2 separate regions of the Homo sapiens genome follow, and region 1 is linked to region 2. Evidence: chromatin contacts called from ENCODE Hi-C or POLR2A ChIA-PET data. All regions are on one chromosome and are shown on one strand. Each heading gives the region's core, a stretch centred on a gene start or an enhancer-like site at or near the end of the contact. The rest is flanking DNA. Distances are from core to core; before and after follow the strand shown. Region 1 has its middle 16 kb from the start of DYNC1H1. Region 2 overlaps DYNC1H1 (dynein cytoplasmic 1 heavy chain 1).

The links. Hi-C counts contacts between places; a loop is a spot of excess contacts on that map. ChIA-PET counts read pairs that join two places held with the same protein, here RNA polymerase II (POLR2A). Pooled maps may share reads with other maps.
Region 1: a loop to region 2 is called in a pooled map, with 5 times the contacts of the local background. The contact joins two enhancer-like sites. A Hi-C loop is called at or near these places in 2 of 168 maps with a recorded cell type or tissue (CD14-positive monocyte and PC-9), 2 of 37 single-sample maps with no recorded cell type and 5 of 50 pooled maps. POLR2A ChIA-PET finds 5 or more read pairs at or near these places in 3 of 52 experiments (AG04449, MCF 10A and T-cell).

What each region holds. Positions count from the first base shown.
Region 1 is chr14:101,946,692-101,949,847 of GRCh38, reverse strand. No RefSeq gene overlaps it. Among named protein-coding and RNA genes, the nearest start is that of DYNC1H1, 16 kb to the left of the region's middle. RefSeq lists enhancers at 1,273-1,462, 1,763-1,882, 1,587-2,248. Within about 2 kb of position 1,692, at least 33 of the 41 ENCODE cell types and tissues checked have a DNase peak (open chromatin) inside an H3K27ac peak, as active enhancers do.
Region 2 is chr14:101,991,586-101,994,085 of GRCh38, reverse strand. It overlaps DYNC1H1 (dynein cytoplasmic 1 heavy chain 1), which reads right to left. Exons shown (of 78, transcript NM_001376.5): 11 at 2,413-2,500. Among named protein-coding and RNA genes, the nearest start is that of DYNC1H1, 28 kb to the right of the region's middle. RefSeq lists enhancers at 963-1,102, 2,471-2,500. Within about 2 kb of position 1,250, at least 2 of the 41 ENCODE cell types and tissues checked have a DNase peak (open chromatin) inside an H3K27ac peak, as active enhancers do.

The DNA of each region.
Region 1 (3,156 bases), core at 443-2,942, 45 kb after region 2:
GGCGCCCGCCATGCCCGGCTAATTTTTTGTGTTTTTAGTAGAGGCGGGGTTTCACCATGTTAGCCAGGATGGTCTCGATCTCCTGACCTCGTGATCCGCCCGCCTCGGCCTCCCAAAGTGCTGGGATTACAGGCGTGAGCCACTGCGCCCGGCCGCCAGAGTCCTTTTGGTGGCCACGTATTACCTCTGACCATCACCTGCTGCTCAAACCCACACTCACGCCACTGCATGATCCCTTCCACCCCAGGGCCCTTGCACACGATGAGCCCCTGGCCTGCAATGCCCTTCCTTCACTTCCTTCATCGTCACCTTCTCAGTAAAGCCCTCCCTGCCTCTTTTGTAAATTTCTTCCCATCCTCTATACCCTTCCCACCTCTCTCCCCATCTTTAGCTTTTCCCTGTATCACTTATTCAACACAGCATAGATTTTGTTGAAGGCAGGGGTTTCTGCCTTCTGTTTAATGCTAGCTGCCCAGTGCCTAGAAAAGTGCCTGGCATCCAGTAGGTGTTCAATAGATATTTATAGAGTTAAATGCACTAAACTTAGGAGGCGGAAGTTGTTTTTTTTGGAGGCCTTTGCCCATTTCACTCCCTCCTTCCCGTTCCACCTTCTAGGTTTCTCATTCCCTCTGCTTCTTCTCTTTTGCTGGCTCTGGCCTGCAGCCCTCTTGCCCCTGGTGTAAAGGGCTCAAAACGCCAGACAGCTCTGCCGCCATGGGGAGGAGACCCTGACTGAGAAGCCAGGGCCCCGGCCTCCAGGGTCACCAGTACCTTGGGCAGGCCGGGGTGTCGCTGGGGCTTGGGTGACTCCACCAGGCATGGAGGGGGTGGGTACTCCCAGCTGGCTCGCCAACCTTCGCTTCTTGCCTCGCAAAGGCAACCTGGCGGAGGGTCTGTGGGTCAAGCAGAGTCCAGCTCTAGTTTCTCCCCTTCCAGGCTGTGCGCCCTCAGCCAGGCCTCTCCTCGCCTACAGGGCTCGCGGACACTTCTGACCCTCACTGAGGTCGTAAAGATTACAAGTCAGTGGTCCACAACGACTGGCGTCGGGCCCGCCGCATACCCACTATGTACGACTGGCCGCTAAGTCAGCCGAGGCCCTGGGGCTCCGCTCCACAACCCAGCCCACGGTCAGCTTTCCTGGGCTGCTCCGTCCCGCGAGGCCATCGCCCCATTCATATTCGGCAGGGCATTTCCACGCGTCCCGTCTCAGGCAAGCCCCAGAGCACCCTTTTTCGGGCAACACTGTGCCCACTTCACTGGAGAGGGAACTGAGGTCCACGTCATTGGGAGAGGAACACGTGACATATTGAGCTCTTTCCTCAGCAAGTGACCTAACCCGCCTTGCCCTCGGCCGTGAGCAGAGGGCCAGACCGGAAGTCCGCTAGCTCTGCTGTTCCGAGGCCCGCCAGTCTCCAAACCCCGGTCTTAGATCGAGGTCTCTGGCCGTTTCCCTCCGCAGCAAAACCCTTGTTCCAGGACTACACCAGACGGGTCACACGACCTAGATCGGCACGGTCACATGTCCCGCAGTCCGGTCATGTGCACCCTCGGACCAATCCCAGCGGCCAGGAAGGAGAGGCATTGTGATTGGCCCATGCCCTTCAGGGGGCGGGACTCCTGCTGAGGAGGGCCTTCCCCGTTCTCACCTCTGCGTTCCGCGTGAATCTCGCTCACTCGCGAGATTGGGCGTCTGACAGGTGCCCTTAGGTCCCACAATGCACAGGCCGGAGGCGGGGCGGTCCTGCATTGACGCAACCTCGCGCGCCGCTTGCGTCACCTCTCGGTGCCGCCCTTGAGATTGGGGCATTTCTCGCTGAGATCCTGCACTCGGCTCCAGGTATCCTGGAGGAAAGAACGAACTTCTCCTGGGCCCAGAAGTTTAGGTCCGCTGTCGTCCCCCGCCTGCCTCTAAGGCCCTCTCCTCGCGACAGCCTCTGAAACCATCGGCTCCTTCCTCATTTCTGTCACGGCCTGGCTTGCATTCCAAGCCAGGCACTCATTTCATGTTTATTGTTCCAGCTGGACTAGGGGTACTTAAACCGTGGTCCATGGCTGGGCTTCCGGGGCCGTGACCCCCTTAAATTATATGCAGTATGTAGCTTGTTGTGGGTGGCTTCTGTCACACTTAAATGCTGGGTGCCATCACAGGACTGGCAGGGCCCTACTGTGGTCGTCAGTGCGCTCTTTGTCAGCACAGAGCCTGACGCAAATGTCCAAAGGTGCTAATTAGACAGAGGCAAATATCCCAACTGTTGCCCTCTGCACACACCTCGGTCTACTCTTTTAAGACTACTTGCTGTTACCTGCACACACCTTTATTTATTTATTTATTTATTTATTTAATTTTTGAGACAGGGTCTCGCTCTGTCGCCCAGGCTGGAGTGCAGTGGCGCGATCTCGGCTCACGGGCTCAAGCGACCCTCCTGCCTCAGCCTCCCGAACAGCTGGGACTACAGGCCTGCGTCACCACGCCCGGCTAGTGGTTTTTTTCTTTTTTTTTTTTTCTTGAGACGGAGTCTTGCTCTGTCGCCCAGGCTGGAGTGCAGTGGCGCCATCTCGGCTTACTGCAACCTCCGCCTCCCAGGTTCAAGCGATTTTCCTGCCTCAGCCTCCCGAGTAGCTGGGATTATAGGCGCTCGCCACCACACCCGGCTAATTTTTGTATTTTTAGTAGAAACGGGGTTTCACCATGTTGGCCAGGCTGGTCTCGAACTCCTGACTGCCTCGGCCTCCTAAAAGTGCTGGGATTACAGGCGCGAGCCACTGCGCCCGGCCTAGTTTTTGTATTTTTTGTAGAGACGGGGTTTCGCCATGTTGCCCAGGGTGGTCTTGAATTCCTGAGCTCAAGTGATCCTCCCGCCTAGGCCTTCCAAAGTGCTGGGAGTACGTGAGCCACCGCTCCTGGCCCTGCACACAGCTTTTGATTGTACGCCTTCCTTCTGTCATCATGCTGTTCTCTCTGACCGAACAAATCTCTCTTCATCTTTCTATCAAACATCGATTGAGTTTGAGCGAGGGCGTGGAGGGGTTGAGCACAGTGCCAGGCACTGGAAGCACGTTGGTGAACAAGACAAGCCTGGGCAATGTTCCCACAGAGCTCACGATCTAGCGGGGGAGACAGGTTGGAGATAGGGGAGAGGCTGCGGGCGTCTCAGA
Region 2 (2,500 bases), core at 1-2,500:
CATGACCAAAATGGCATTTAAGGGATAACATCCACTTACCCTGGCCACAAGTAACCAGAAAGCCTACTTATATTTAACTCATCAAACCAATACAAGAACATTAATGACAACAGAGAAATTTGGCAATGCAAAAACAGCTGAAAAGTGCACGAAGCCATTTGCTCATTTTAACTATCTGAGTGCCTGTTATGTGCCAGGCACTGTTCTAGGTACAACAAGCAGATAAAAATCCCTGCTCACAGGGACTTACACTCTATGGGAGGAGAGACGCGATTAGGGAATAAGCAAAACACACAGAATGTCAGGTGGTGAGAGAGAACTACGGAGCAAGAGTGAGAAGGAGAGGGAGTGTGGGCACAGCATGGGGAAGGCTGCATTTTCAGTAATGACGTCAGGAAAGGCCTTGCTGAGAAGGGGAGAATTGCGAGAAACCAGGAGGAGAGGGGTAAGTTGTGATTATTTGCCATCAAGGATTCTGAGTTGAGATCAACAAATGTGAAGGCGCAGGGGCAAGAGTCTACCGGCATGTTTGAGGACCAGCAAGACTCCAGTGTGATGGGGCAGAGCCAGTGAAGGGAGAAGCAGCAGGAGCTGAAGTCAGAGAAATAATAAGCAACACATTACACGGGCCCAGCAAGCCACTGGGGCTTTGACTTTCATGATGAGTGAGATAGGAAGTCATTCAAGGGCTCCGAAAAGAGTGTCAGGATTGACTTAGAATCTAAAACTTGCTTTGGCTGCTGTGTTGAAAACAGATTTTAGGGAGGCAAAGGCAGAGAGAACAGATAGGAGGGAATATTAATAATCCAAGTGAGAGGTGATGGTACCTTGTACGGAGTGGTGCCAGTGAAACAGCTCAGCATTCATTTTCAAGAGACACACAATGGGAATCAAGGACAATACCATGATTTTTGGCCTGAATGAGCTGAAGGATGAGAAGTGAAAGACTGAGGGAAGATCAAACTTGGGGAGGCAGGGCTCAAGAGGTGCTCAGTGTGACGCGACTCCGAGATAGCCAAGTGGAGATGCCATGCTAGTAGCTGCCCAGACAAGCCTGGAGTAGGGAGAAAGGTCAGCTGGAGATACGAACACAGAGCTGTCAGCCTGCAGGTGGCATTTAAAGTCAACAAGACTAGATGAGACCACAATGAGAGTGCACAGGAGTGGAGAGGGAACAGAACATTTAGAGGGAGTTTAAGGGGAAGGCAAAAGAGGAACCGAGAAAGGAGACCAGCCACTGAGGTGGGAGGAGAACCAGGAGGCACGGTGTTCTGAAGAGTCCAGAGCATCACGCAGGAGGGAGCCTCCATCAAGTCTTGCAGTTAAGAGGTGAGACAAGGACAGAGAAGCCCCCTAGTCAGCAGGGTGGGGCTATGGGCGATCACACAGAGCAGTGCTGGAGGAGGCTGGATGAGTGCCTGAGAAGGGAGCTTCCTTATGAAGATTGCAGGGGACATGGGGTCCCGTTTAGGTGCTGAAAGAAGACCCAGAAGAGAGGGCAGAACAGCTAAACGAGAGTGAGGGGATGGGCTCTAGGGAAAAAGGAGACTGCTGGCTTTAGTTTGTTAAATTTGGAGATAAGCAAGAGAACAATGCAAATAGAAACACGGCTGGTTAAAAACAGGAGTAACATGATGAGAATGATGCTAAGGATTGTACGTAGACTCCTTGAAGGGCAGAAGCCAATATCCATAGCTTGGTTCTGATTAGCTGGACAGTGCCCAGCATTAGGTGAAACATCACCACGATTTTAGCCATAGGCAATTAACTACCTCAAAAAAAATCCTTAAAGATCTGAGTTTATATTCAAAGTTAAGAAAACGGTTAATGTCTTATCACTAAATTCTGGAAGAGTCTGCAATAGCAGAAGTTGTGCCATCTTTTTTTATGAAGCCACTGGTTCTGTTCAGAAGTGACACTGGGGACTAAATGGTCTTTTGAGATTTCCTTTTGTTCTAAAAATATACTAAGAGTATATTATATCTGAGATTTGCTTCAAGATAATCTGGTGGGGGTGGAGAGGTAGGAAAGAAAATATAAATAACATTGTCCACATATTGATAAAGCTGTGTGGTGGGGGGCTCTTGATTCCCTCAACTTTTGTGTATGTTTTAAAATTCCCCTAATAAAAAGTGGGGGGTGGGGAGGAGAGGGAGAAGCAGGAATTGAGATTCCCAAAGATGCTCATGGACAGGAGTTCGAAGAAACTACTGAGACCAAGCTACAAATGCCAAGTAACTAGTTGGAAAAAAAGGTCAGGGCACAAAAAGCCTCCCTAACTTTCCCCTGGGATGTCTGGAGTTTGTAAACAACATCAAGAGCTTATCTAAAGAAGCACCATGAAGAAGTGGTATCACAGAGCCCATGAGAGTCCTGGTCAGAGGCGTGTGCCTCGAGTCACCAAAGGCTTACCTGGTACCTCTGACTCTGGATCCTGGGGAGAGACAGTACAACCATCTTCCAGGCAAACATTTCCTGATACAGCTTGTATCTGCACTCT